Regions from separate parts of the Homo sapiens genome. Here all the other regions are linked to region 6. A link is a loop called in an ENCODE intact Hi-C map of the cell type or tissue named here. Cell type or tissue: endothelial cell of umbilical vein. All regions are shown on one strand.

The links. Peaks named below come from ENCODE experiments on the same cell type or tissue, not always from the same donor. Only the 100,000 strongest peaks of a DNase experiment are listed, where the experiment ranks them.
Region 1: it touches region 6 in a loop (13-fold over the local background); 8 of 110 quality-filtered maps call a loop at or near these places.
Region 2: a loop joins it to region 6, with 18 times the contacts of the local background. A loop is called at or near these places in 10 of 110 quality-filtered maps.
Region 3: a loop joins it to region 6, with 6 times the contacts of the local background. A loop is called at or near these places in 13 of 110 quality-filtered maps.
Region 4: it touches region 6 in a loop (7-fold over the local background); 91 of 110 quality-filtered maps call a loop at or near these places.
Region 5: it touches region 6 in a loop (14-fold over the local background); 65 of 110 quality-filtered maps call a loop at or near these places.

Annotation. Positions count from the first base shown.
Region 1 is chr2:218,514,562-218,519,561 of GRCh38, reverse strand. All of the region lies in intron 10 of USP37 (ubiquitin specific peptidase 37), which reads left to right. Among named protein-coding and RNA genes, the nearest start is that of USP37, 51 kb to the left of the region's middle. In endothelial cell of umbilical vein, CTCF peaks have their summits at 2,571 and 2,771; no DNase peak of the experiment used is centred here.
Region 2 is chr2:218,685,755-218,690,754 of GRCh38, reverse strand. STK36 (serine/threonine kinase 36) reads right to left here. Exons shown (of 27, transcript NM_015690.5): 12 at 1,879-2,058; 13 at 799-896; 14 at 200-305. Among named protein-coding and RNA genes, the nearest start is that of STK36, 16 kb to the right of the region's middle. RefSeq lists a silencer at 3,036-3,205. In endothelial cell of umbilical vein, a CTCF peak has its summit at 3,102 (motif pointing right); a DNase peak (open chromatin) is centred at 3,134.
Region 3 is chr2:218,845,585-218,850,584 of GRCh38, reverse strand. No RefSeq gene overlaps it. Among named protein-coding and RNA genes, the nearest start is that of WNT6, 12 kb to the left of the region's middle. In endothelial cell of umbilical vein, a CTCF peak has its summit at 2,711 (motif pointing right); a DNase peak (open chromatin) is centred at 2,714.
Region 4 is chr2:218,463,991-218,468,990 of GRCh38, reverse strand. It overlaps USP37 (ubiquitin specific peptidase 37), which reads left to right. Exons shown (of 26, transcript NM_020935.3): 21 at 2,815-2,981. Among named protein-coding and RNA genes, the nearest start is that of VIL1, 47 kb to the right of the region's middle. RefSeq lists a silencer at 2,571-2,865. In endothelial cell of umbilical vein, no CTCF peak of the experiment used is centred here; a DNase peak (open chromatin) is centred at 2,800.
Region 5 is chr2:218,645,873-218,650,872 of GRCh38, reverse strand. ZNF142 (zinc finger protein 142) reads left to right here. Exons shown (of 11, transcript NM_001379659.1): 6 at 347-514; 7 at 1,414-2,238; 8 at 4,525-4,702. Among named protein-coding and RNA genes, the nearest start is that of ZNF142, 11 kb to the left of the region's middle. In endothelial cell of umbilical vein, a CTCF peak has its summit at 2,190 (motif pointing right); a DNase peak (open chromatin) is centred at 2,202; H3K27ac peaks cover 84 bases.
Region 6 is chr2:218,403,694-218,408,693 of GRCh38, reverse strand. CTDSP1 (CTD small phosphatase 1) reads right to left here. Exons shown (of 7, transcript NM_021198.3): 7 at 2,753-4,397. The coding sequence ends at 4,269. Among named protein-coding and RNA genes, the nearest start is that of MIR26B, 3.5 kb to the right of the region's middle. RefSeq lists enhancers at 1,626-1,775, 1,806-2,015 and a silencer at 2,126-2,505. In endothelial cell of umbilical vein, a CTCF peak has its summit at 2,021; a DNase peak (open chromatin) is centred at 2,253; H3K4me3 peaks cover 354 bases; H3K27ac peaks cover 1,452 bases.

The sequences.
Region 1 (5,000 bases), 110 kb before region 6:
GCACGTTGGCTGAACCAGAAGAGATTGCTGAAAGACCAAGCAGTGCTTTTGACACACTCATGAGTCTAGAAGGACAATAGAGGCTAGGACCTACCAATATAGGGAGCCTAGTACATTACTCCACATATTTCAGTGTGTACTGAAGGGTTCCCTCTGGGAATAAGGATGAGCTAGAAGTAAGCCAGCCTTTCTGTGAATTTTATTAATCTGTATGGCCCAGTTATTGCAAGCACTGAAATTTAATTAAGTTGATTATAAGTGGCTAGTATCCTAGATGATTGACATAATAAATGTACTAAATGAAAATTCTCTCTGGGGGAAGACATTTTCCTACTACACCTCAACATATTTCTATAATTCTTAGATGTACATTTTTTCACATTAGTATTTACAATGGAAGTATATCAGATATTGTGACATCTTAAATTGCTGCCAGGAGGCAGTTGTAACATAGTTGGCATTACCTGCACATTAGCAGACTTGGTTGTCATTTGTGGTATTACTGAAAAACTATATTTTTTAGTCAGACCACTTAAAATGACCACTTAAGAAAGGGCAGCAAATTCTAGTTGTGATCTGAAAATCTGTGGGCTTCTTTTGGTAAGATTAAGATAACCTCAGTATTAGACCTTGCCAAATGAATGTCATTGGCTTAGAAGGAAACTCCCGGAGACATAGTGTGGCACTATTTACTATCTAGAAATGCAGCATCATCACACTGTGGGCTTAATTGGAGAAAAAAGAAAAGAAAGAAAGAAGAAATACAACATCACCTTTGTTTTTAGTAGCACAGGTAGCAGCACTTTTTGGAAAAACTGAAAAATCTATGACCCTGGGTGGGAAAAATGATTCAGAAGATTCAGATTCTGAATGTGAGTTATTAGAAATATCTTAACCGGTTTTATATTTTCCTTTTTGTATAAGAGCAACATGATAAAAATGTGTATCTAGTTACATAAAAAGCTTCCAGTAAGAAGTAAAAATTCTAAGCCATAGAAGTCATTATATACTTTGGTTGACATTGTTTTTTCTTTCTTAGTACTACCTGAAATAAATGTTATGTCTTATAATTGGTTGTATCTTAGATTTGATTAAATACTGTTCAGTGTCCAGACATGCAGCAAGACAGGTCAACATGAATTATTACTAGAAGAAATAGTTTAGATCGGCAGTGGACCACAGGGCTCCACATATTCTGGAATTAATGAGTCAGTGATTATAAAAGAACAATATTTAACACATCAAAAGAAATAAAGGAAATTTCTGTAGAAAACCTTAAACTGTGAAATTATCACAGATTTAAAAAAATCAAATAGAAAATCTAGAAATGAAAAATACAAAAACTCAAATCTGTTTTGGATTTTTTTTCCAGCATAAAACATAATTGAGACCAGCCCGGGCAACATTGGGAAATCTCGTCTCTACAAAAAAATTAAAAATTAGTCAAGCATGATGGCATGCACTTTTGGTCCCAGCTACTTGGGAGGCTGAGGTGGGAGGATTGCTCAAGCCCAGGAGGTCAAAACTGCAATGAGCTGTGATTATGTCACTGCACTTCAGCCTGAGTGACAGAATGAGACCTTATCTCAAAAAAAAGGGGTGGGGGGAATAGTAATTGAGAGAATTAGTGATCTGAACGATGACTCAGAAGAGGCTCTAGAATAAAACATGAAAAAGACAATACAGGAGAGTGTTAAGAGACATAATATAGTTAAAAGGTCTATTGTGTCTTATTAAAGTCTCAAAGAAGAGGGACATTGGGGTATAAACTGTATTTAAAGATATTGGCTGAGAATTTTCCAAAAGTGATAAAATCAGACTTTAGAATTAAGAAGCCTAATGAATACCAAGTAGGATTGAGAAAAAGAAACCTACCCTTAGGCATGTCATAGTGAAACTCTAGAAATAAAGACAAAGTCTCAAAAGCAACCGGGAGAAAACATTTCAGCTTCAAAGGAGCAAAAATATCTGACCTTTGACTTTTCTATAGCAATTGTAGAAGCCAGAAATATCTTCAATATGCAGAAATAAAATAACTGCCAACATAGAATTTTATTTGCTGTGAAAATATCCTATAGTTTCGAAGTAAAGGTGAAATAGACACTATCATACAAAACAAAATAATAACAGAGTTTACCCACAAATATGTACTAAAGGAAATGCTAAAGAAGTTTTTGGGCAGATGGAAAAAGAACTCAGATTAAAGGTTGGAGCTTCAGGAAGGATGAAGAGCAACAAAAAGTTAATATGCTGTCTATCTTGATAAATTCTGTTATACAAAACAATAGTAATATCTTGTTGGGTTTAAATGACAACAATAACATATAAACCAGAAGTGAAGGAAGACACAGAATAATTAAATGGAGTTAAATTGTTCCTAGTTTCTTTCATTATCCAGGAGAAGGTAAAAGAGTCAGCTACATTAGACTTCAATATATCAAAAATGCATGAGTACACAAATATTGTACTCTAGTTCATAATTTGTTTCTCACAGGGGTGTAGGGTTAGCAGTTCTGAAACCACCTCATGTGTATACTTGGATTGAACAAGTAAACATTGTAGATACTGAGATCCAGGCTTGCAATGTCAGAGAAAGAAATAAGGAAAGGAAGAAAGCTAGTATGAACCTTTGGTGTTCAGTTAGAATCAGAGATGTTAATATGAACTCAAGGTTTTATATATGTAAATTCATGTATAGATTGATTCAAAATAAACATACATGCATTTGTATGTCTTGGGTTACACACGTACATACATTTCCTAGCTCAGTCCACTAGGGGGGGTACCTTGAAGCAATTGCACCCAAGTAACTATGAGCACCCTAGTGCCAGACCCTGATTTTTTTATTTTATTTTATTTTACTTTAAGTTCTGGGACACATGCAGAATGTGCAAGGTTTGTTACATAGGTATACATGTGCCATGGTAGTTTGCTGCACCTATCAACCTGTCATCTAGGTTTTAAGCCCTGCATGCATTAGGTATTTGTCCTAATGCTCTCCCTCCCCTTGCCCCCCATCCCCTGACAGGCCCCCATGTGTGATGTTCCCCTCCATGTGTCCATGTGTTCTCATTGCTCAACTGCTACTTATGAGTGAGAACGTGCAGTGTTTGGTTTTCTGTTCCTGTGTTAGTTTGCTGAGAATGATGGTTTCCAGCTTCATCCATGTCCCTGCAAAGGACATGAACTCATTCTTCTTTATGGCTGCATAGTATTCTATGGTGTATATGTGCCACATTTTCTTATTTATCCCGTCTATCATTGATGGGCATTTGGGTTGACTCCAAGTCTTTGCTATTGTAAATAGTGCTGCAATAAACTTATGTGTGCATGTGTCTTTATAGTAGAATGATATATAATCCTTTGGGTATATACCCAGTAATGGGATTGCTGGGTCGAATGATATTTCTGGTTCTAGATCCTTGAGGAATCGCCATGCTGTCTTCCACAATGGTTGAGCTAATTTACACTCCCACCAACAGTGTAAAAGCATACCTGTTTCTCCACATCATCGCCAGCATCTGTTGTTTCCTGACTTCTTAATGATCACCATTCTAAATGGCATGAGATGGTATCTCATTGTGGTTTTGATTTGCATTCTCTAATGACCAGTGATGACGAGCTTTTTTTCACGTTTGTTAGCCGCATAAATGTCTTCTTTTGAGAAGTGTCTGTTCATATCCTTCACCCACTTTTGGATGGGATTGTTTGGTTTTTCTTGTAAATTTGTTTAAGTTCCTTGTTGACTCTGGATGTTTGTCAGATGGATAGATTGCAAAAATTTTCTCCCGTTCTGTAAGTTACCTGTTCACTCTGATGATAGTTTCTTTTGCTGTGCAGAAACTCTTTAGTTTAATTAGATCCCATTTGTCTGTTTTGGCTTTTGTTGCAAATGCTTTTGGTGTTTTAGTCATGAAGTCTTTGCTCATGCCTATGTCCTGAATGGTATTGTCTAGGTTTTCTTCTGTGGTTTTTATGGATTTAGGTTTTACGTTTAAGTGTTTAATCCATCTTGAGTTAATTTTTTCGTAAGATGTAAGGAAGGGGTCCAGTTTCTGTTCTCTGCATATGGCTAGCCAGTTTTCCCAGCACCATTTATTAAATAGGGAATCCTTTCCCCATTGCTTATTTTTGTCAGGTTTGTCAAAGATCAGATGGCTGTAGATGTGTGGTGTTATTTCTGAGGCCTCTGTTCTGTTCCATTGGTCTATATATCTGTTTTGGTACCAGTGCGATGCTGTTTTGGTTACTGTAGCCTTGTAGTATAGTTTGAAGTCAGGTAGCGTGATGCCTCCAGCTTTGTTCTTTTTGCTTAGGATTGTCTTGGCTATACGGGCTCTTAAAAAAAAAAAGTTCCCTATGAAATTTAAAGTAGTTTTTTCTAATTCTGTGAAGAAAGTCAGTGGTAGCTTGCAGACCCTGATTTTTAAATACCATTATTCAGTACAAGAAAGCAGAGCTCCTTGAAATAATAGTTGATTCCAGGGCTAGAGCAGGGAAAATGCAAGATCAGTCTATAACATCTTGTGGTGCCAGAAAGTAAAGATATGCACAAAAAAGTATGAGGAAATGTCCGAAAGACACAGGAGCCAACCTGAAAGGGTTACCAATGGCCCAAACTAGAACAATTATAGTTACGAAATGATAATATTGGATTAAACCTATAGAAAAAAAATAAATATGTCTGAGTCCATACTGAAATGAATGAATGAATGTGTAGAGACTGAAGAGCTCTCCTAACAGAAGAATTCCAATTAAGAATTTCAGAGGGTTGTAGGAATAAAATATTACCTTAATCAAATACTGCAGTAATAATTGCAGTCAAAATGTATCATTGGGTGCTAAAATTAGTGGACAAAAGTTTGATGAGAAACAGGGTATTTGCATAGTCTCAAAAGTATCTCCCTATATTTCTTAATTACAAAAGGAAAAATAGAAACTTCACTGTAGAGAAACCCAGAAGATACCTTAACCAAGAAATCAAGATTACCAACACCAGT
Region 2 (5,000 bases), 280 kb before region 6:
TACCTCTCCCCTATTAAATTATCCCTAGTCCCTTGAAGGCAGGCACTTTTTCTTACTCACATGGCATATGGCATGGTGGGAATTTAACAAATGTTTGTCATATTAACTTGATCTGACCCTACATAGTCATAAGAAAGGGGATGGGAGAAACACGGAGAATGATAGGAGACACAGAAATCTGGAAGTGGGAGCAGATTACCATAAGGCTGTCCCTCCGCAAAGTCTGCTCAGAGTCATCTGGTTGGGCCAGCAGTTTCCCCAACAGGTCCAGAAAAAGGTTGGCAGCCTCCTGAAACACCTGCAGGCTGGGGGTGGAAAATGAGCCCATGATTTCTTATCTCTCTACTAAAAGCCTGGATGTGGTGAATGGGTCAGTCCTGGGCAGGTAGGAGAATCTCTGCAAAGGGACACATCAGAATGTTCCTCCCTTCTCCCTTGCCACACACACACATACACCCTCCAAGCCCCTTCTTTGCCATTTTCTCTAGGTTATTCGCATATTTTTTTTCTTTCTTTCTTTCTTTAATCCAATTGGCTTCCTGGAATAGGTTATTCACATCTTGACCCTTCCATTTTAGGACCATGGTGACTGCTGACTCTTAGAAACTGTAAGTCTTGAGGCCAAGTTGGAGCTGTCTTAGGGTCCTTAAAAGGACTATGAGTGGCCACTCAGCTGATTCCTAAACCTGTAACAAATCACAGCTTCTTCATACTTGGCCTGTTCCTAAATGGGAAGGGCACTTGGGGTAGAAACAGAAGCCAAACTTGCCAACAATGCAAAAGCACTTCTTATCCTACCTGTCACTTGTCTGGCTCCTCTCCAGATTGAAGGTACAGGCAAAGTAGGCCTGAATCACAGCCATCAGGTCCTGTAAGAAGGTCCCATACCAAGATTGCTGCCCAGGAAAAGGAGAAGAGAGTAAGGGCAATGTGAAGGATGGAAACAAAGAATAGAAAAAACAGTAGAAAGGGTGTATAGAGACCCAGTCAAGTTGATCAAACAGAAAGGGACAGAAGAGAAGTATAGGCAGAGAGAGAGTTCTAGGGGTAACAGAGAATCTGCCAATGGGCTGTGAACAGCCTGGATTAAATGTGTCTTGTTTGGCCTGAATAGCATTTTGGAGTATAGGAGGTTCTATTTTTCAAAAATCTTTTTCTCTAAATTCCTTAAAATCACCCAAGATTAATACTCATCAACAAAGTGCAGCTTTCCAGCTGCCTCATCCTAGGCCCTATTAGGCATTTACACTGACTCTGAAACATTCCCCATCCTCTCAGTCCAGCTACCGTAGGACACAGCAGGGGGAAGTAGAGGTTTGGCCCCAAACACATTGAGTCTCTATCCCAGCTCTTCCACTTGTTATCTCTGTGACCATTTACAAATTAGTGACTGTGTATGAGTTACCTCTGAATTTTAGTACTCTGCTCTGTAAGATCAGGTCAATGAAGCCTAGGATCTAACATTTCAAAGCACAGCGCTCTAAATATTTAAAAATTACACATAAAAATTTGGGTTTCTACCTTTTCTTAGAAAACTAGAAGATCTGGCTAGTTTTCTCAGGCCCATATTTCCCTGTGGCAACAATGGGCTGGAGGCTGAGGAAAGGATGCCTCTACTCTATTTAGAGGAGGCATGTGAACTCTAGTTCATCATATTCCCCACAACTCATATAGTCACATGCATAGCCTACTTCATGGCAGACCTTATCTGCCTGGCCCCAGAAGGCATTAGAGTTTGCAATTAATAGTCTACTAACTAGAAAGAGGAGGAAAGAAAATAAAAGGCAGTCAGACCAAAGAGAGATGGCAATCTGAATGAGATAAATCCAAGAAAAAGAACCTCTGTAAGTCTTCAGAGGCTTCTGGCCTGGTGCTTACCTGCTGGAGGCTGTTGCTCTCCTGACTGTGCCTGAGTAGACTCAGCAGCAGCCCAGGAAGCCCTGCCTCCCGGCAGAAGGAATACAAGGCAACAGAATCACTGCAGCTGGAGAGAAGACTGCTCAGGACCCGGAATGCAGGCAGGATGTGGGAAGCACCCTCCAAGATGCCTTTCAGGATCTGGGTGACATGAGGGAAAGAGGCAACGATTGATATTTTCAGAGGTAAAAGAAGGAGAACTACACATACCAAGCATCCCCAAGGAGCTGGGAAAGCAGACCACATGCTTGCATTCCTTTCTTTGCAAGTCTAAAACACAGAGAAGGAAAGCAGGGAAATAGGGGAACTGTACCAGGGAAGAAGACAATAGATGGTCAGGTTACCTAACACAGAACACCAGTGACCAACGGATAGGGGCCTCTCCTCAGGATCTCTGTCAGACTAAGTGCCATTCCCATCTGCTCCCTCCCTTCTCCAGCCCTTCACCTTAAAAACAAAAAACACGTGCACCGCACATGCTTCTGAAAATTCAAAACAATGCATATAAAACAATATTATTTAACCACAGAAAGACAAAACAACATTATTCAACTCTAGATCAGGGTTGACAAACTATGGCTCACAGGTCAAATCCAGCCTAACATTTATTTGTATACAGCCTGCATGCTAAGGATAGTATTATATTTTTATTTATTTTTGCCCTTTATTTATTTTTCGAGACAGAGTTTCACTCTTGTCCTCCAGGCTGGAGTGTAATGGTGCAATCTTGGCTCACTGCAACCTCTCTGCCTCCTGGGTTCAAGTGATTCTCCTGCCTCAGCCTCCCAAGTAGCTGGGATTACAGGTGCCCACCACCACACCTAGCTAATTTTTGTATTTTTAGTAGAGATGGGATTTCACCATGTTGGCCAGGCTGGCCTCAAACTCCTGACCTCAAGTGATCCTCCCACCTCAGCCTCCCAAAGTGCTAGGATTACAGGCGTGAGCCACCATGCCTGGCCAGTATTGTATTTTTAAATGGTTATTCTTCAAAAGAAGAACATTTACACCAAGTATTTTATAATATTCCATTAGCTGTTCTAAATGTTGGCATCTGCTCATTTAATATTTACAATAACCCTGTGAAATAAATAGAATTAGCCATTTTATAGATGAAGAAACTGAAGCTTCTGCATAAGTCAAGTAAGTAGTCCAAGATCACGCAGCTAATGAGTAGTGCAGCTGGAATTCCACCAGAGGGAGTCTTATCCCTAAAGGCAGAGCTTTCAGTCTGCCTCCCCACACTGCAAGTTATCCAACACTAGGAGGAAAACGTGTTAGCGCCAAAAGACAAGTGCAAAGTGCCAAGCCAATTCAATGAGGAAAGGAGAGTTCTTTTCCACAAATGGTGCCAGGACAATTATATATCCACATGCAAAAACGATCAACTTAGATCCTTTCCTCACATTATATACAAAAATTAGCTCAAGATGGATCAGAAACCTACATGTAAGAGCTAAAACTATAAAACTTAGGAAAAGAGAAAATCTTTAAGACCTTGCATTTGGAAAAGATTTCTTATACACAACATCAAAAGTATGAACCACAAAGGGAAAAAACAGTAACTGAACTTAAATCAAAATTCAACATTTTTTGCTTCAAAAGACACTCTTATGAGAAAGAATGAAAAGACAAACCACAGACTGGGAGAAAATATTTGCAAATCACCCATCTGATAAAGGTCTTATGTTGACAATATACAAAGAAGTCTTACAACTCAATAACGCAAACAACCAAATTAAAAACTGAGCAGAAGATTTGAGATATTTCACCAAAGAAGATATACAAATGGTGAATAAGCCATGAAAAGATGTTCAACATTCATCATTAGTGGAATGTAAATTAAAATAACAATGAGATACTATCTCACACTTACTAGAATGGCTATAGTAAAAAAGTTAGACAATAACAAGTGTTGACAAGGATGTGAAGAAACAAGGACCCTCATATAATACTGGTGGGAATGTAAAATGGTACAGCCACTTTGGAAAATAGTTCAGCAGTTTCTTAAAATGTTAAATATAAATTTACCATATGACCAGCAATTCTACTCCTACGTAGTTACCCAAGGGAAATAAAAACATTTATCCATACATAGACTTGCTTGTGAATGTTCATAGCAGCATTATTCATAAAAGCTAAAAAGTGGAAACAACCCAATACATCAATATCTAATCAACTAGTGAGTGGATAAACAAAATGTGATATATCCATATAACGGAATACTAACCAGCTATAAAAAGGGGAATAATGATTAACTGTAAATGGGGGCTGGGGGCAGTAGCTCATACCTATAATCCTAGCACTTTGGGAGGCCAAGGTGGGAGGATTACTTGAGCCCACTTGAGCCCAGGAGTTCCAGACCAGCCTGGGCAACATGGTAAAACCCTATCTCTACAAAAAATACAAAAAATTAGCTAAGCATGGTGGTGCACGCCTGTAATCCAAGCTACTTGAGATGCTGAGACATGAGAATCCCTTGAACCAGGGAGGCAGAGGCTGCAGTGACCCAAGATTGTGCTACAACACTCCAGCCTAGATGACAGAGTGAGACCCCATCTCAAAAATTAAAAATAAATAAATAAATAAATTTTAAAAAGGCTGGGCACGGTGGTTCACGCCTGTAATCCCAGCACTTTGGGAGGCTGAGGCGGGCGGATCACAAGGTCAGGAGTTCAAGACCAGCCTGGCTAAGATGGTGAAACACCATCTCTACTAAAAATACAAAAAAATTAACCGGGCGTGGTGGCACGAGCCTGTAATCCCAGTCACTCCAGAGGCTGAGGCAGAGAATTGCTTAAACCTGCGCGGGGCAGAGGTTGCAGTGAGCCGAGATCACACCACTACACTCCAGCCTGGGTGACAGAGTGAGATTCCGTCTCAAAAAAAAAACCGTAAATGGGTATGAGGGATTTTACTGGGGTGATGAAAATGTTCTAAAACTGAACTATGGTTAACAGTTTTTAAATTAGCAAATTTACTAAAAATCATTTATCATTCATCAAAAAAGTGTAAATCTTATACATAAATTATACCTGAATAAAGTGATATAAGCAACACAGTTTGGCGAGTACCCAGGAAGG
Region 3 (5,000 bases), 440 kb before region 6:
CAGACAATCTGCCCACCTTGGCCTCCCAAAGTGCTTGGATTACAGGCATAAGCCACCTCACCCGGCCCATGATTTCTTAACTATAGCTTTGCATCATCCTACTTTTAATTTTAGAAGGCAAGCAAGATCGTATCAGTTGGCTTTGGAAATAGAAAGTGATCGAATTCAGCTCAACCTCTTAAGAACCATGGGGCTTTGGGCAAGTAACCAGACTGTCTGTGCCTCGATTTCCCACAAGGATAAGAATGCCTTCCCCGCAGAGCTGTAATGAGGATGTAACAGTGATGTGAAGACACTGAGCCACCGAGCAAGGCCAGTGCTGAAAAATCCAGGTTCTCCTTCATGAATAATGGTGGGTTTTTTGGGTTGGGTATTTTTTTTTTTTTTTTTTTGTCAGAGTCTCACTCTGTCGCCTAGGCTGGAGTGCAGTGGTGCGATCTTGGCTCACTGCAACCTCTGCCTCTCCGGTTCAAGCAATTCTCCTGCCTCAGCCTCCTGAGTATCTGGAATTACAGGCATGCGCCACCACATCCGGCTAAATTTTCTATTTTTGGTAGAGACGGGATTTCACCATGTTGGCCAGGCTGGTCTCCAGCTTCTGGCCCCAAGTGATGTGCCCGCCTCCACCTCCCAAAGTGCTGGGATTACAGGTGTGAGTCACCGTGCCTGGCCGGTAAATAATGGTTATTTTTTTAAGTGAAGAATTCAGAGTGAGGATCAAGTCTTCTCACACTAGGTGAGGATAATCAGCACTCAAAGACAATTCTCAGGAAACCAGATGCACCTGTGCATCTTTACCCAGGGTAAGGATGACACATTTACTTGGAATTTCAGGTTTAAAATGAGACCATTTAAAGAAAAACACTAAGGAAATCATAGTCTGGCTGGGCACAGTGGCTCCCACCTGTAATCCCAGCACTTTGGGAGGCTGAGGCAGGAAAATGGCTCAAGCCCAGGAGTTTGAGACCAGCCTGGGAAACATAGCGAGACCCCATCTCTGAAAAAAATTTTAAAATTAGTCAGGCATGGTGGTGCATGCTTGTGGTCCCAGCTAAGGAGGCTGAGGTGGGAGGATCGCTTGTGCCCAGAAGATCAAGGCTGCAATGAGCTATGATCAGACCACTGCACTACAGCCTGGATGACAAAGTGAAGCACTATCTCAAAAAATAAAATAGGGCCAGGCGCAGTGGCTCACACCTGTAATCCCAGCACTTTGGGAGGCAGAGGCGGGTGGATCACCTGAGGTCAGGAGTTCAAGACTAGCCTGGCCAACATGGTGAAACCCCGTCTCTACTAAAAATACAAAAATTGGCAGGTGGATCACCTGAGGTCAGGAGTTCGAGACCAGCCTGATCAACATGGTGAGATCCTGTCTCTACTAAAAATGCAAAAATTAGCCAGGCATGGCGGCACACGCCTATAATCTCAGCTACTCAGGAAGCTGAGACAGGAGAATCGTCTGAACCTGGGAGGCAGAGGTTGCAGTGAGCCGAGATCGCGCCATTGCACTCCAGCCTGGGCAACAAAAATGAAACTCTGTCTCAGGACACACACACACACACACACACACACACACACACACTAGCTGGGTGTGGTGGTGGGCACCTGTAGTTGCAGCTACTCAGGAGGCTGAGATAGGAGAATTGCTTGAACACAGGAGGCGGAGGTTGCAGTGAACCGAGATTGTACCATTGCACTCCAGCCTGGGCGACAGAGTGAGACTCCGTCTCAGAAAAAATAAATAAAAATAAAATAAAATAATTATAGTAGTGCAGGTGGTACACAGATATGGCAAAAATACATAAAAGGGCCTATGAATAACTGCATTTGGGGACGCGCAGCCTATGCCGAGGGCTATTAAACCTATCCATGTGCAGAGGGGAGGAATGAAGCATCCCAGAGGGAGCAGCAGGACCCACTGCTTCTGAGCAGAGCAAAGGACGAGTTCAGCTGAGCATTTACTTCTCCAGTCCAGGGGTTTCCGCCTGAATAGGTAGAAAGGCATACCGCCCCAGTGGATGACATCTCTGTGCCTTCTCCATTCCTTCCAACAATGGTGTGCTGGAAGCAGTGCTGGAAGAAGGGTCAGAAGGTCCAAATCCTGATCCTAGGAGATGATTTGCTTCGAATGGTTGTTGTTGTTGCTATCATTGTCGTTGTTGTTTGAGACAGGGTCTTACTCTGTCGCTCAGGCTGGAGTGCAGTGGTGCAATCCTGGCTGACTGCAACCTCCACCTCCTGGGCTCAAGCCGTCCTCCCACCTCAGCCTTCCGAGTAGCTGGGGCTACAGGCGCGCTAACTTATTTATTTATTTTAGAAATGGGGTTTCACTATGTTGCCCAGGCTGATCACGAACTCCTGAGCTCAAGGGATCCGCCTGCTTCGGCCTCCCAAAGTGCTGGGATTACAGGCCTGAGCCATTGCGCCCAGCCAATTTTTGTATTTTTAGTAGAGACGGGGTTTCACCATATTGGCCAGGCTGGTCTTGAACTCCTGACCTCAGGTGATCCACCCGCCTCTGCCTCCCAAAGTGCTGGGATTACAGGCGTGAGCCACCGCTCCCGGCCTGCTTTGAGTTCTTGACCAAATCACTTCCCCACTTGCTGTCTCAGTTTCCCCATATGGCAGTGAAGAGCGGGAATGGTTGAGTGTAGTTCCCACCGTCTTTTAAGGATTGTCGTGAATCATCGAAGCCAGCAGAGGGCGCCAGAGCCTAAGGAGCAGATTTGAGTCACTCTTCAGCCCTTCCAGCGGAGGGCGGAAAAGAGCTGAGATGAGACAGGAAAAGTGAGCATCAGACTGAGGTCCCCCAGGGCCTGACTGCAGGGACAGCGCTGCTCAGAAGAGTTCGGCTTGGGGACAGGGCAAGGAGCCGGGTCCCAGGCCTCGTTTAGGGCAAAGCATTTTACCTCTCTGGGCTAGTAGCAATTACAGCCTAAACCCTTGGTATTTAAAAAGTAACATTCCATTCCAGCACCATCTTCCCTTGGGGACTCTAGGGTGCGGGAGAGGGGGCTTCTGGGGATAGGGGAGTGGGGGGAGAGCTTAAGATGAGACTTTGCCTTTCACTCTTTCTCTTTCTGCTTACAAAAGTGTTTTTAAATGCCTCTTGGGGAAAAGACATCTGGCATCATGCAAAACTATCCAATTTTACAGAAGACCCAAATGCATCATTTTTACTTCTAAGTTCAAAATGAATTTGTAATTTCACAATGTTTTTTTTTGTTTGTTTGTTTTTTTGCACCGCCCTTAATCCATTTAACCCTGAGTGGACACAGCACATGTTTCAGGGAGCACAGGGTTGGGGGTAAGGTCACAGATCAACAGGATCCCAAGGCAGAGGAATTTTTCTTAGTGCAGAACAAAATGAAAAGTCTCCCATGTCCACTTCCTTCTACACAGACACGGCAACCATCCGATTTCTCAATCCCTTCCCCACCTTTCCCGCCCCTCCATTCCACAAAGCCGCCATTGTCATCCTGGCCCGCTCTCAATGAGCCGTTGGGCACACCTCCCAGACGGGGTGGTGGCCGGGCAGAGGGGCTCCTCACCTCCCAGTAGGGGCGGCCGGGCAGAGGCGCCCCTCACCTCCCGGACGGGGCGGCTGGCCGGGCGGGCGGGCTGACCCCCCCCATCTCCCTCCCGGACAGGGCGGCTGGCCGGGCGGGGGGCCGACACCCCCACCTCCCTCCCGGACGGGGCGGCTGGCCGGGCGGGGGGCGACACCCCCACCTCCCTCCCGGATGGGCGGCTGGCCGGGCGGGGGGCGACCCCCCACCTCCCTCCCGGACGGGGTGGCTGCCGGGCGGAGACGCTCCTCACTTCCCAGATGGGGTGGCTGCCGGGCGGAGAGGCTCCTCACTTCTCAGACGGGGCAGCTGCCGGGCGGAGGGGCTCCTCACTTCTCAGACGGGGCGGTTGCCAGGCAGAGGGTCTCCTCACTTCTCAGACGGGGCAGCCGGGCAGAGACGCTCCTCACCTCCCAGACGGGGTCTCGGCCGGGCAGAGGCGCTCCTCACATCCCAGATGGGGTGGCGGGGCAGAGGCACTCCCCACATCTCAGACGATGGGCGGCCGGGCAGAGACGCTCCTCACTTCCTAGATGTGATGGCGGCTGGGAAGAGGCGCTCCTCACTTCCTAGATGGGATGGCGGCCGGGTGGAGACGCTCCTCACTTTCCAGACTGGGCAGCCAGGCAGAGGGGCTCCTCACATCCCAGATGATGGGCGGCCAGGCAGAGACACTCCTCACTTCCCAGACGGGGTGGCGGCCGGGCAGAGGCTGCAATCTCGGCACTTTGGGAGGCCAAGGCAGGCGGCTGGGAGGTGTAGGTTGTAGCGAGCCGAGATCACGCCACTGCACTCCAGCCTGGGCACCATTGAGCACTGAGTGAACGAGACTCCGTCTGCAATCCCGGCACCTCGGGAGGCCGAGGTTGGCGGATCACTCGCGGTTAGGGGCTGGAGACCGGCCAGGCCAACACAGCGAAACCCCGTCTCCACCAAAACCAGTCAGGCGTGGCGGCACGTGCCTGCAATCGCAGGCATTGGGCAGACTGAGGCAGGAGAATCAGGCAGAGAGGTTGCAGTGAGCCGAGATGGCAGCAGTACAGTCCAGCTTCGGCTCCGCATGAGAGGGAGACTGTGGGGAGAGGGAGAGGGAGAGGGAGAGGGAGAGGGAGAGGGAGAGGGACTTCTCTTGAATGTCTTCACAATGTTTAAACAACACTGCCTGTTAGGGCATTATTGGTACTAGCAAAACAGACAAAATTTTTTCAGAAAGCTAGAGGCAACCCGAATGCCCATCAATAGATAAATAATTACACATATCATAGCAAATACCGTAAATTGGCACATATAATGACACAGTGAAGACATGCTGTTCATGAGGAAACACGAACAGCATATCCAGGATAAATCCTATAAATGGGTACTTTTCTGGAAGAAAACATAAGAAACTGTTACAGATTACCTTGGGACTCTGAGAAAGTGGAGATTTAT
Region 4 (5,000 bases), 60 kb before region 6:
GGGCGCAGTGTGGCTCACACCTATAATCCCAGCACTTTGGGAGGCCAAGGCAGGTGGATCACCTGAGGTCAGGAGTTCAAGACCAGCCTGGCCAACATGGTGAAACCCTGTCTCTACTAAAAATAAAAAATGAGCCGGGTGTGGTGGCACACGCCTGTAATCCCAGCTACTTGGGAGGCTGAGGCATAAGAATCTCTTGAACCCGGGAGTTGGAGGTTGCAGTGAGCCGAGATTGTGCCACTGTACTCCAGCCTGGCCAACAGAGTGAGAGTCGGTCTCAAAAAATAAAATAAGATAAAATACAGTACTAGGGCAGGTAAAGAGCGTATACAAACTCAATAACAGTATGTATAGCATGAGTATATAAAGGTAATTCTCGTTAGCCAGTTAAATACTTCTTGATGAGGAGGTTTACTTTAGTAATGTTTGATATAGTTAACGCTTGTATTTGTATTGAAAATTATCGTGGGCCGGGCATGGTGGCTCAATCCTGTAATCCCAGCACTTTGAGAAGCAAAGGCTGATGGATCACCTGACGTCAGGAGTTCGAGACCAGCCTGACCAACATGGTGAAACCCCGCCTCTACTAAAAATACAAAATTAGCTGGGCATGGTGGTGCATGCTACTTGGGAGGCTGAGGCAGGAGAATCCCAGCTACTTGGGAGGCTGAGGCAGGAGAATTGCTTGAACCCGGGAGGTGGAGGTTGCAATGAGCCACAATCACGCCCTTGCACTCCAGTCTGGGCAACAAGAGCGAAACTCCATCTCAAAAAATAATAATAATACAAAAATTATGAAATTGCCGGGTATGGTGGCTCACGCCTGTTAATCCCAGCACTTTGGGAGGCCGAGGTGGGCGGATCACTTGACGTCAGGAGTTCGAGACCAGCCTGGCCAGCATGGTGAAACCCCATCTCTACCAAAAATATAAAAAATTAGCCAGGTGTGGTGGTGAACACCTGTAATCCCAGCTACTCGGGAGGCTGAGGCAGGAGAATCGCTTGAACCTAGAAGGTGGAGGTTGCAGTGAGCGGATATTGTGCCGCTGCACTCCACCCTGGGCGACAGAGCAAGACTCAGTCTTAAAAAAAAAAAAAACAAAAAAAACATGAAATGTTATTGCTCTAACAATTCAGATAACCAGAAAAAAATCATAACTATTCTGTTTATTTTAGCTAGCCGTAGTCTAGAAATTGAGAAGGAACAGGCCGGGAGGGGTGGCTCACGCCTATAATCCCAGCACTTTGGGATGCCAAGGCAGGTGGATCACCTGAGGTCAGGAGTTCAAGACCAGTCTGGCCAACATGGTGAAACTCTATCTCTACTAAAAAATACAAAAATTAGGCCAGGCACGGTGGCTCACGCCTGTAATCCCAGCACTTTGGGAGGCTGAGGTGGGCGGATCACAAGGTCGGGAGTTCGAGACCAGCCTGACCAAGATGGTGAAACCCCGTCTCTACTAAAAATACAAAAATTAGCCGGGCGTGGTGGCGTGCACCTGTAATCCCAGCTACGCGGAAGGCTGAAGCAGGAGAATCGCTGGAACCCTAGAGGCAAAGGTTGCAGTGAGCCGAGATCGCGCCACTGCACTCCAGCCTGAGCAACAGAGCGAAACTCCATCTCAAAAAAAAATAGATAGATAGATAGATAGATAGATAGATAGATAGATAGATATAGATTAGCTGGGCATGGTGGCGGGCGCCTGTAGTCCCAGCTACTCAGGAGTCTGAGGCGGGAGAATTGCCTGAAAGAGGTGGAGGTTGCAGTGAGCCACTGCACTCCAGCCTGGGCAGGGGGAGGGGGAAGGGAGGAGGGGGGAGGGGATTTCTTACCTTCCTGAATGTTTTAAACACACACTGTATATTGCCATACACTCTTGATTTAGATATATACAATGCTTGTTTGATTATTAATGTTTAAACACATGTTCAACATACAGTGTAATAAATGGGGAAAATCGGCGAGGCACAGTGGCTCACACCTGTAATCTCAGCATTTTGGGAGCCCAAGGCGGGCAGATCACCAGAGGTCAGGAGTTTGAGAGCAGCCTGGCCAATGTGATGAAACCTCATCTCTACTAAAACAAAAATTAGTTAGGTGTGATGGCGTGCACCTGTAATCCCAGCTGCTTGGTGGCTGAGGCATGAGAATTGCTTGAACCCAGGAGGCAGAGATTGCAGTGAGCCGAGATAGTGCCACTGGACTCCAGCCTGGGTGAGAGAGCAAGACACTGTCCCCAAAAAATAAAAAAAAGAATGGGGAAAATCTCAATAGTAGCTTGATCATTTTGGCCTAATTCTTACTTCATTTGCTCTAAAAATATTTTATTTCCAGTACTTGGTCAAGTGACACTATGACCTATGGCTGTTTTTTCTTCCCCATCTTTACATAGTGTGTTTCTGATGATTAATTAACTTTTAGAACCATCACTGTAGATCATTTGTTCTCAAACAAGAACAATTTTGCCTTCCAGAGGACATATAGTAGTGTCTGTCATTTTTGGTTATCACAACTGTAGAGGGTGGATGCTACTAATATCTAGTAGGTAGAGGCCAGAAACACTGCTAAACGTTCTACAATGCACAGGACATACTCTTCTCCCCTCACCCCAACAAAAGCTTGTCCCACCCAAAATGTCAATAGCTCTAGGTTGATCAACCCTGACGTAGATCTAGTAAGGTGAAATTGTATGTCCTAAGCAAATTATAGATGAAATTAGGGTAAATTGCTTTATGAACAGTAGGTGTCACTCTAGTTCAGAAATTTCCATTTATTAGGATTTTCCAAATTAATGTTATGTTCTGCTTCCTCAGATCCTGCCAGTTTTACTGAGATAACTAAAGACTGTGATGAGAATAAAGAAAACAAAACTCCAGAAGGATCTCAGGGAGAAGTTGATTGGCTCCAGCAGTATGATATGGAGCGTGAAAGGGAAGAGCAAGAGCTTCAGCAGGCACTGGCTCAGAGCCTTCAAGAGCAAGTAAGAGATATTTATATTGCTACTTTCTCTGTACTTACCTTTCCTGAGAAATATAATAATAATAACTAATGTGTTGAGCACTTACTATGTGTCAGACATTGTTCCAGATGATTTACATAGAGTAAGTCATTGGGGAAAAAAAAGACTTGTTTGAGGCAGGGTTTGGTGGTTCATGCCTGTAATCTCAGTACTTTGGGAGGCTGAGGCGGACGGATCACTTGAGGCCAGGAGTTTGAGACCAGCCTAGCCAACATGACAAAACCCCATCTACTAAAAATATAAAACTTAGCCAGGCATGGTGGCACACACCTGTAGTCCCAGCTACTCAGAAGGCTGAGGCAGGAGAATCGCTTGAACCCAGGAGGCAGAGGTTGCAGTGAGCTGAGATCACGCCACTGCACTCCAGCCTGGGTTTGAAACAGGTACGTGGGTAGTGTTTCTTTTTTTGACAATCCAAATGCAATAAAATGTATTGTTGGTTACCTTTCATAACTATAATTCATTGCTTGCTAAAACAGGATGGGGTATTATAGATTATTCCTAGTCCAAATTTATTTTTTTCTTTTCTTTTTATTTTTATTTTCTATTTTAATTTTTTAGAGACAGAGCCTTGTTATGTTGCCCAGGCTGGTTTTGAACTCCTGGACTGAAGCACTCCTCCCCTTTTGGCCTCCTAAAGTGCTAGGACTACAGATGTGAGCCACCATGCCTGGCTTCCCAGTCCAGCATTATTTTGCAAGCTGTAGAAACAACCAGTATAACACCATGATTTTATAATTGTATTTTAAGGCAATGTATTTGTTTTGGTTATTTTCTAAGAATATAAATTTTTTATGAATTATTTGAACATAGAATTATCACAAATATTTTCTAAAATCTAATTTTCAGATTTTAGTATTAGAACATTTATCTGTCTTCCTGTTTATTTATTGAGATAGGGTCTTGCTCAGTTGCCCAGGCTGGAATGTAGTGGCTTGATCATTCCTCACTGCAGCCTCAAACTCTGAGCTCAAGCAATTCTCCTGCCTAGGCCTCTCAAGTACATGGGACCACAGGAGCATCCACCATGCCCGGCTCATTTTTTTATTTTTAGTAAAGACAGTGTCTCACTGTTGCCCAGGCTGGTCTCAAACTCCTGGGCTTAAGCAGTCCTCCCACCACAACCTCCCAAAGTGCTGGGATTATAGGCATGAGCTATTTGCCCCCAGCCCTTGCTCTTTTCTTTATGTAGTAACCTATTCTTCAATGTTCAGTTTATGCCATTTGTTTTCCACTGTTACAGTCACCTGAAATATCAGATTTATAGGCAACAGGATCTGACTTACAGGTCTGATTTTTCATAGTTATCTAATCCTGTGCAATCCAAGTCATGTTAGTAAAAATTTACCAAGACTCCCTAGAATGAATGGGTAGGTTTAGTACTTGTTTGAGGCCTGCTTTGGGTTCATCAGATAATCAGATTAAGAAATCTAAGCTGGGCACTGTGGCTCACGCCTGTAATCCCAGCACTTTGGGAGGCCAAGGTGGGTGGATCCCTTAAGGCTAGGAGTTCTAGACCAGCCTGGCCAAAATGGTGACACTCTGTCTCTGCTAAAAATACAAAAATTAACCTGCTGTGGTGGCGTGCGCCTGTATTCTCAACTAGTAAGGAGGCTGAGGCACAAGAATTGCTTGAACCCGGGAGGTGGAGGTTGCAGTGGGCCAAGATCACGCTACTGCTGTACTTCTGCCTTGGCTATAGAGCAAGACTCTGTCTCAAAAAAAAAAAAAGAAATCTAATTTCTCTAGATCAGTGGTTCTTAATCTTAACTGCACATTCAAATTTACTGGGGAGCTTTAAAAATACTGGAATGGGCTGGGTATGGTGGCTCATGCCTGTAATTCCAGCACTTTGGGAGGCTGAGGCAGGCAGATTGCAAGATCAAGAGATCGAGACCATCCTGGCCAACATGGTGAAACCCCATCTCTACTAAAAATACAAAAAAAATTAACTGGGTGTGGTGGCACGCACCTGTAGTC
Region 5 (5,000 bases), 240 kb before region 6:
CGGGCCAGGAGAGGCCAGAATTCTGATAAGAGAAGGAATTGCAGTCTACCCATTCTCTACTTTCAGCCCCCTATGACCTCAATGACCTCGCTGCTGTCAGCTTCATGGAGTCTGAAAGTGGTGCTCTCTGAGGTTTGAGTTACTTTAGACTGGAACATTGCTAATAACTTAGCTCTTCGTCCTCCTATTTTCATCTTGAGTGGAAATACATTTATACATAAAACCCAAGATCTCCTTATGCTAAAAGTGGGAGAGGGTGATTATTTCAGCCAGTAGGTAGAGAAGTATAAGCATTTAGTGCTGTTATTGGCTCCTGTAGACTTTATCAAGTTTTATGTATCTCCAGCTCCCAAACTGCCTCCAGGAGAGAGAGAACCTTCACAGGAAGCAGGTACACCCTTGCCTGGGCAGGAGACAGCTGAAGAGGAGAATGTAGAGAAAGAAGAGAAGAGTGACACCCAGAAGGACTCCCAAAAGGCTGTGGATAAAGGCCAAGGGGCTCAGCGGCTGGAAGGTAATGACATTCTGAGGCTTGAAGCCCTTGGTGGTGGGGAAGAATGGATTGTTGAAACCCTGCCATTGAGGCTCTGGGGTTTGTTTTCTGAGCTTTGGTTCGGATCCTTTTATTCTGTTCTACCTTGACTCAAAAGTCAAGGTCTAGTGGGAAAATGATAAATGAGTGAATGGTAAAGACTTTAGTAATATAGCATTGGGGTAAATCGAGTTTGCTTCACTGGGCTGGTTTTCCTCAGGCAGAAAACTCTAGCAGGGAAGCAGGAGGTGATCTTCATCATATAGAGATGCCAGAAGTTATTGATGATCAGCAGCCTATTTTGTCTGGCACTGAGCCCTCAAATACTTTTTTCTGAATCTTTGCTTCCCAGTTTTTCACCTCAGTAGAATATTTGAAAGTCATCCCACAAGGAGCATAGTTATCAAGTGAATAAGAAAGATTGGGTTGTATTTATTACCAACTTCATTATTATCTAGAGCCTGTGAGCCAGTAAGAGTACTGTACCTTCTTTTGGCTCACCCCCTTGGGGGCTCTTTTCCTTCTAACTAATCTTGCCGATGCTTCTGCCTGCCCCCATAGAACAAGGCAGGAAAGAACAAGAATGCTCCATTCAGATTATTTTAAGCAGCTCTAAACAAAGGCTCAAGAAGAGCAGGTAGCTGAGTAAAGCACTTCAAACAGGCTGTCACAGCAAGGCCTGAGAAGCCCTTGTGATTTTGCTTCTCTTAAAACTTGAGTTTCTCACCCTTTTTTGAGACTACAGTATTTGAGACCCTTTTGCTTGGTTTCCTGCAGAGAGGCCACACATCGTTTGTGTCTGAGCAAATTGTGGTTCTCCCATTATCTGGCTTTCCCCAGAAAAATCTCACTCTCTCAACTCTCTGTATTCCCTTTCCCAGGGGATGTGGTCTCTGGCACCGAGTCCCTCTTCAAGACCCATATGTGTCCAGAGTGTAAGCGCTGCTTTAAGAAGCGGACTCATCTGGTGGAGCACCTGCATCTCCACTTCCCAGACCCCAGCCTCCAGTGCCCTAACTGCCAGAAGTTCTTCACCAGTAAGAGCAAGCTCAAGACCCATCTGCTGCGGGAGCTGGGTGAAAAGGCCCACCACTGCCCACTGTGCCACTACAGTGCGGTGGAGAGGAATGCACTCAACCGCCACATGGCCAGCATGCATGAAGATATTTCCAACTTCTACTCAGACACCTATGCCTGTCCTGTCTGCCGTGAGGAATTCCGCCTCAGCCAGGCCCTAAAGGAGCACCTCAAGAGCCACACGGCAGCAGCCGCAGCAGAGCCATTACCCCTTCGCTGCTTTCAGGAGGGCTGCAGCTATGCAGCACCCGACCGCAAGGCCTTCATTAAGCACCTGAAGGAGACCCATGGGGTGCGGGCTGTGGAGTGCCGCCATCACTCATGTCCCATGCTCTTTGCCACAGCCGAAGCCATGGAGGCCCACCACAAGAGTCACTACGCCTTCCACTGCCCCCACTGTGATTTTGCTTGTTCCAATAAGCACCTATTCCGTAAACACAAGAAGCAGGGCCACCCTGGCAGTGAAGAGCTGCGCTGCACCTTCTGCCCCTTTGCCACCTTCAACCCAGTGGCTTACCAGGATCATGTAGGCAAGATGCATGCTCATGAAAAGATCCACCAGTGTCCTGAGTGCAACTTTGCCACTGCCCACAAGAGGGTGCTCATCCGACACATGCTTCTACATACGGGTAGGATGGTTTCCATCCTTAAAATAATGTTGTAATAATGATGGTGGTGATACTGGCTACAAAGGGTCTTGCATACGTTTTCTCATTTGACCCAAAATTCCTAGAGATAGATCTAGCATTCCAAGTTTACAAATGAGCCTTAAGTTGAGTGTCATTTAGCTAGTAAAGTAGTAGAGCTAGGATTTGAATCCATGCAGTCTGATTCCAGAGCCTGTGCTCTAACCACTGTGGTGCTGTGCCTCGCTCTTAAGCCCTTGTCCAGTTCTGCCCACCCCTAGTCAGGCTTGAGTGGGTTAACACCAAGCCTGAAGAAACCTAAACCAGGACAAATACCTTACTTTGCAATTCATGTTTTGGGATATGCTAAGAGAGACGGGCGAGGGGACTGAGCCATCCACACGCATATGGCCTTCTATAACTTGGGCATCCATGACACTGAAAAAGATCACCTCCAGTGACCTGGAAGTTGCAGATGTTTAACTCGCACTCGTAACTGTCTTCTAGCATTCTTGATGCTTTAGGTAACAACCAAACCAAGCTTCCTGCTACAGCATCATCCCATTTGTGATCTCTATATCAACATCAGTGGATTGACAGGACATTTTTAGAATTTTCATCAAAGACACTGGTTTGGGAGAAAAAATTGTAGGCATCCTGGGACAAAGCCATTCTCACTGAACTCATTCCTGTACATGCTTTAGTCACAAAATCTCATGTTTCTGAGGTCTTTCCAAAAGGCTTAATCTTTTAAGTAAGGCAGATAAAGATGAGAAAAGAGACAAACTCTGAGACCTACTTTAAGATCACACAGATAGTGTTAGAACCAGAATACCACATTGCTAGCCTTTTCACCATAGGGAAGGGGTCTGGGTGAGTGGGCAGGGACAACAAGGAGGGGTCTTGAAGGAACCTGGCCCCCAGCCTGTCAGTGCCAGGTCTTGACCATCAATATGGACAGCTCACCTTTGAGTTCTCACTGAGTATCACTGACAGCTTTGGGACATTTCATATAATCTTTATACCAACCTTTTGGAGGCAAGGAAACAGACTGCTCAAACCCACATGGTAGTCAACTAGGATTTAAACTACCACTTAATGGCTCTATGATTTCTCTGTGCCTCTGTTTCCCTATCTGTAAAATGAGGGTGATAATAGCACCTGCCTCTTAAGGATGTTCTGAAAATTTGAGGGGAGGAGGCTTTTTTTTTTTTTGAGATGGAGTCTGGCTCTGTTGCTCAGGCTGGAGTAAAGTGGCCCAATCTCGGCTCACTGCAAGCTCCACCTCCTGGGTTCACGCCATTCTCCTGCCTCAGCCTCCCGAGTAGCTGGGACTACAGGCATCTACCACCATGCCCAGCTAATTTTTTGTATTTTTAGTAGAGACAGGGTTTCACCGTGTTAGCCAGGATGGTCTCGATCTCCTGACCTCATGATCCACCTGCCTCGACCTCCCAAAATGCTGGGATTACAGGCGTGAGCCACCATGCCCGGCCGAGAGGAGGAATTTTTTTACAAAGTGCTCAGAAGAGTGCTAGTCACATAATAAGAACTTTGTTCATGTTGGCTGTTAATATTTTTATTACTGTGTTGGACTTCAGATCAGAATTCTTGACCATTCTGTTCTGTTGTCTCATTTATTTTTCCTTTTGTTCTAGAAAACAGAAAAATTAGGCTGAGTAGTTGACCATAGTGACAGCAAGCTGTAAAACAAATCAAGAGTGGACTTTAAGCTAGTTTTGAAAAGCTTGGGGTGGGCACGGTGGCTCACGCCTGTAATCCCAACACTTTAGGAGGCCAAGGCGGGCGGATCACCTAAGGTCAGGAGTTCGAGAACAGCCTGGCTAACATGGTGAAACCCCATCTCTACTAAAAATACAAAAAAATTAGTTGGGCGTGGTGGCGGGCACCTGTAATCCCAGCTACTCGAGAGGCTAAGGCACAAGAATTGCTTGAACCCGGGCAGCCGAGCTTGGCAGTGAGCTGAGGTAGCGTCACTGCACTCCAGCCTGGGCGACAGATTGAGACTCTGTCTCAATTTAAAAAAAAAAAAGAAAAGCTTGGTCTTTACTTTCTTCCCATCTTCACTGGTGTGGGAGTTGGGGGAGTAGTTGTCTGAGAGGGCCCTGAAGCAGCCCTTTATTATTGTGAGGTTTTCACCATCTCAGGTAGCACATGAAGCTGTTGTTCCTCCCTGGCATCAGGGCAGGCTTGCTGGAAGAAATGGTCTGTCCACTTGATCTGTATCTGACCTGTGTTCTCTCCCTTCATCCGCATCCCCCATATAAGGTGAGAAGCCCCACAAGTGTGAGCTGTGTGACTTCACATGCCGAGACGTGAGCTACCTATCCAAGCACATGCTGACCCACTCCAACACCAAGGATTACATGTGCACTGAATGTGGCTATGTCACCAAGTGGAAGCACTACCTCCGTGTGCACATGCGAAAACATGCAGGGGACCTCAGGTACAACACACACATAGGCCTCCGTCCCAATCCCAAGAATCTTAGCCAAGCTAGCTTCCTCTCGGATCTAACTTCTGGCCCTATTTCTTTCTCCGGTCCCTGGAGAGTCTCCTCCTAAGGCCGGGTGCAATGGCTCACACCTGTAATCCCAGCACTTTGAGAGGCCGGGGCGGGCAAATTGCTTGAGCTTGGGAGTTCAAGGCCATCTGGGCAACACCCCATCTCTACTAAAACTACAAAAATTAGCTGGGCATGGTAGCAGACGCCTGTAATGCCAGCTTCTTGGGAGGCTGAAGCA
Region 6 (5,000 bases):
CACTTTCCAAGGAGGTTGCACCAGTTTACAGGCCTGTTTCCCTACATCCTCTGGAGTGATTGTGTGTGTGTGTGTGTGTGTTACAAGCAAACAGGGAATCTCTGCCCCACACCAGGCTCTAGTAGAGACATTTTCACATCTGACATCTCCAAAGCCAGAAGACATCACCTTCCTCCAACTCCTCCACTCCTGCCCCCAGGGCCAGCTAGCCACCTCTTCCTGCCAAGTTTATCTCCTATGTCACATCCATCCCTCCTTCCTTTCCTCTTTTTTGAGACAGTCTTGCTCTGTCGCCCAGGCTGGAGTACAGTGGTGTGATCTCGGCTCACTGCAAGCTCTGCCTCCCGGGTTCAAGTGGTTCTCCTGCCTCAGCCTCCTGAGTAGCTGGAATTACAGGCGCCTGCCACCACGGCAGGCTAATTTTTTTTTTTTTTGAATTTGTAGTAGAGATGGGGTTTCGCCATTTTGCCCAGGCTGGTTTTGAACTCCCGAGCTCAGGCAATCTGCCCGCCTCGGCCTCCCAAAGTGCTGGGATTACAGGTGTGAGCCACTGCACCCGGCCCCTTCCTTTCCTCTTTATTCTGCCTAAGTTCAGGTCTTCATCCTCCATGTTTGGGACCACGCCTGTGGTCTCCCAATAGGGTCTTGTATCCTTGTACGCCTAATTTAGCTTCCAACGTGCAGCTGCCAGGTTTCAGCACAGCTCACTCCTGCTCAGGGTTCCTCAAAGGCACCCTCTGCCTGCAAGAAAAAGGCTACTCCCAGCCAGGCGCGGTGGCTCACACCTGCAATCCCAGGACTTTCAGAGGCTGAGGTGGGAGGATCGCTTGAGCCTAGAAGTTCCAGACCAGCCTGGACAACATAGTAAGAACCCATCTCCACAAAAAAAAATTTAAAAATTAGCCAGGCGTGGTGGTGCATGCCTGTAGTCCCAAATACTCCTACAGGCTGAAGCGGGAGGATGGCCTGAGCCCAGGAGGTTGAGGCTGCAGTGAGCCATGATCATGCCTTTGCACATTAGCCTGGGAGACAGAGACCTCGTCTCAAAAAAAAAAAAAAAAAAAAAAAAGAAAAGAAAAAAAAGAAAAAAAGAAAGGCCACTCCCTTGGTCTGGCCATAGATCTGCATAATCTACCCCCTCCTGCATTCTGCGGCCTCATTTCCTCATTTCCAAACTCCTCTGAGCCTCGCTACTGCAGGGAGTGTTTTCCAATCCTCCAGGGCTGCCCAAGTAGGGCTAGGTGTCCCCTGTCCTCACCCGCCTTCCATGGTTCTCCCGTGCTGCATTTGCAGAATTGCAGTGACCATCTGTTCACGTTTCTTTCTCTCCACCCTAGGATGTGAGTTCCCTGAGAGCAGAGGCACAGCCTGGTCCTGGCACGGTGCCTGGCACACAGTACGCACCCGATACATGTGGTTGACTTGAACTTCATGTGGGTACAGGGTGTGTAGGTGGTGGTGGTGGGGAAGCCTCACTGTGGTCTCAAAGTCTGGAGCTCCTTTGCGTGTTTATCTGGCCTCTGCGATGCACATCTGGGAGGATCAGTGTTTGCATGGAGAGCAGGAAATAAGAGCAGGACCCGAGGATGAGGGCAGAGACCGGAGAGGACTGTGAATTTATATAGCCAAGGGCTCTTGTGGTCCAGCCCAGGCCAAAACTGAGACTAGGGTAACTGCAGGTTTTTCCAGGGTGCTTCTTGAATCTTTTTTACCAGAGAAAAGTAGTGGAAGGAGGACAAAGGGCGGCTTCACACAGCGCTGACTCCCCCTCACACAGACTTGGGGACCGATCAGCGTCTGGGGCACCAAGAGGCCGCCTGGGGGCTGGATTCAGGAGGTAAGGTGTTGAGCAGACACGATGGGGAGGTGGAGCTGGGGCGCAGGCACCAACACCTGAGAGGCATTTCCCCCTTCTTCCCTGGGTGTGTGCGGTGGGGGCTCCAGAAACGCCCGACCCCCGGGAAAGGGGTGAGTGAGGTGGGCCCCATCTTTCCAGCCCCCGGGGAGTTCCTGCGTCCGCGAGGACAGGGAGGCCTCTAGCGGCTGGCGTGGGAAGCAAGCAAAGGCTGGCTGGGGACGGCGGGAGGGCATTTCCTGCCGGCGCCTGGGGCCGCGCGGTTTCGCAAAGGAAGTGCCTCCCGGACGCGGGGCGGGGCGGGAAGTGGGGCGGGGGCGCGGCCAATGGCTGCTCAGAGGCCGCAGAGGGGCGGGGGGGGCCGAGCCCCGGCGCCGGCCCCACCCAGGCCGCCCGGCAGAGCCAGGCGCCGGAGCCCGCCGCACCCAGGCCAACAAGTTCTGCCGCTGGAGCCTCCACCCAGAGCCTCGCCCCGCTCCCCGCCTCTGCCTTCGGAGCCGCACAAGCCCCGCCCCTCTGCTCCAGGGCAGAGGCCACGCCCCCTCCCCCGCCGCATTCCAGGACTGCCCCTACCCAGGCCTTCGAATTTTGCTTTCCAGCTACTAGTATCCTGTCGTCTGTGTCCAGGCACTTAATTAGTCCTGCCAATAGGGCACATCTCCATTTTGCAGACCACATACCCGAGGCGGGAAGACGTAGACGAGCACAGCCTGGAGGCTCAAATTTGTGCTCTGACGCTGCCCTTCCCACCTGAAGTGTCGAGGGCCGGGCAGCCCCTCCCTCCACCAACAGCCCTCTAGGTGTGCTGAAGCGGGGGGGGGGGGGCCCACGGCAGCCGCAGGTGCAAGGCACACACCCCACTTGCTGAAGTCCCCCGCAATAACCACAGAAGCAGGATAGGGGTCTGGCTTTCTCTTTAGTTCTCATCACACTAGGGCTCTCAGTCACAGAGAAGGCACTTAAATGGGAAGGCCACCTGATGCAGGCCAACCATATTCACCCCCCGCCCACCCGCTCTGGGGGAGGGGAGCACAACGACATCACCACTTGACATCCCCCTTGGCACTGGTATGTGGGTCCCCTTAACCGTTAGACCCTGGGGAGAGCCCAAGGCCTTGACCTCCGGAATCGCCATGTTAGGAGGAGGGGCTTCAGAAACAGTTGGAAGGCAGGATATCCTGGGAGCTGCCCCCAGCCAGCAGGGGATCAGGCAGGGGGCTGTAGGAGATGGGTTGGCACAGGGGAAGGGGACAGCTTGGTCGGGCTTCCTGGAGATCCCCAAACCCCACAGAAGGTCCCACCTCCTACAGATCCCCCAAAGGCACCGGTGAAGGATGGGCAAGGAGGCACTGATGAGCTGGCGTAGAGACCCCCCACACACACTTAGCTGGTGGGCCTAGCATATGCTGGGCACAGAAGGTGCTCAAGAAATGTTTTTTTGAATGAATGAACGGAGCAAAGGGGTGTGAGGGACAGAGGACAGGGCCTGGGCCCCTTGGCCCAGCTTGTTCCATTCAGAAAATAGCAGTTTAAAAAATGTAAAAATCCTTTCCCTCCCTCCCCCCAACTTCTGGGCCCAGGAAAGGGGCAAGGGAGGGGTGTCTCTACCCTGACCCTTCCCTCTCTCCTTCCCCTAAAAATCTATATACACATGTACATATTTATATGGCACCACAAGGGGGGTCCTGCCTATGCCCCCACGCTCAGAGCTGGGGGAGCCAAGCCCCGGGGCTGGTTAAGGCAGAAGTCTGAGGTCATTGCTTGGATGATGCAGGGAGCAGCCCTCAGCTGTCGGCCCTGGAGAAGCTGCACTGTGGGGCCTGAAGGACAGACTCCTGCTGCCTTCCCCAGTGGTAACAGACCTCCCCTCCCTCCAAGGCAGAGGCAAAGGTTGGTAGGGGCCCTCTCAGTCCCAAGGGAGGAGGTGGGGCAGGGGGAGGGGCTGGTTCTCCCCTCCCAGCCTAGAGCTGTGCCCCTGGGAAAGCTGGGCGGGGAAGAGGGGGCTCTATGCAAGGCACTTGATGTCCACCGTTCCCAGACTGGGGGTCCAAGGCAGGAACCCTGCCCCCAGGAAGCAGAACCGGAAGGGGCCAAGGGGCCCAATTTGGCAGCAGAGAAACATGGCAGCATGGACAGAGACAGAAAAAGGGAGCAGCAGGCAGGGCCCCCCAGGTCCCCTGAGAATAGGGGAGGAGGTTTGAAGGCACTGACACGGGGCCTGGAGCTCACGGTCCTCAGTGCAGCCTGCTGCCCCTACACCGCCTGGTGGGGCTGGTGGGGGAGACGCCCGCTTCCCCATGGCACTGAGTGTGGCGGCGGCCCATGGGTTTTCCTAACAAAGGCCTGGGCAGTCTTCCTGGGAGGAGGTGTGGGTATCATTGGTCAGGGGCAGGTCCTGGCCCCATCACCCTCACTAGCTCCCTGGCCGTGGCTGCCTGAGCACTGAGTACACGTCGTCCACACGGCTGAGTTGCTCGAAGAAGGGGAGGAGGTCGTGGAGCTCTGTGTCACTCATGTTGTCAAACCACGAGGCCACCGGTACCTGGGGAAGTGGGTGTAGGAAGATGAGGGGGGCAGGTGGTCCTGGGTGCAGAATTTCCAGGCCAGCCCTATGTAGCCACTACTCAGATCATGCAGTTTCTGAAAACCCCTCACCCACAGTGTTCAAACTTTTTTGACAGCAATCCCCAGGAAAACACATTTATAACGTAACAATGCAAAAGCTTCACAATTCCTAACCTTATCTGTGCGAAGCACTCGGATACTTTTTTTTTTTTTTGAGGCAGGGTCTTGCTCTGTTGCCCAGGCTAGAGTGCAGTGGCACAATCTTGGCTCACCACAGCCTCTGCCTCCAGGGCTCAAGTGATACTCCTACCTCAGCCTTCTGCATAGCCGGGACTCCAGGCATGCGCCACCACGCCTGGCTAGTTTTTGTATTTTTTGTAGACATAAGGTTTCACTATGTTGCCGAGGCTGGTCTTGAACTACTGGGCTCAGCTACCTGCCCACCTCAGCTTCCCAAAGTGCTGGGATTACAGGCATGAGCCACTGCACCCGACCGGATATTTTCTATTCTATTTCATTTTGTTAAAATTCCCAATCAGAACCCACTAAATTAATTCTGTGGGCCATCAGTAGGTCACAA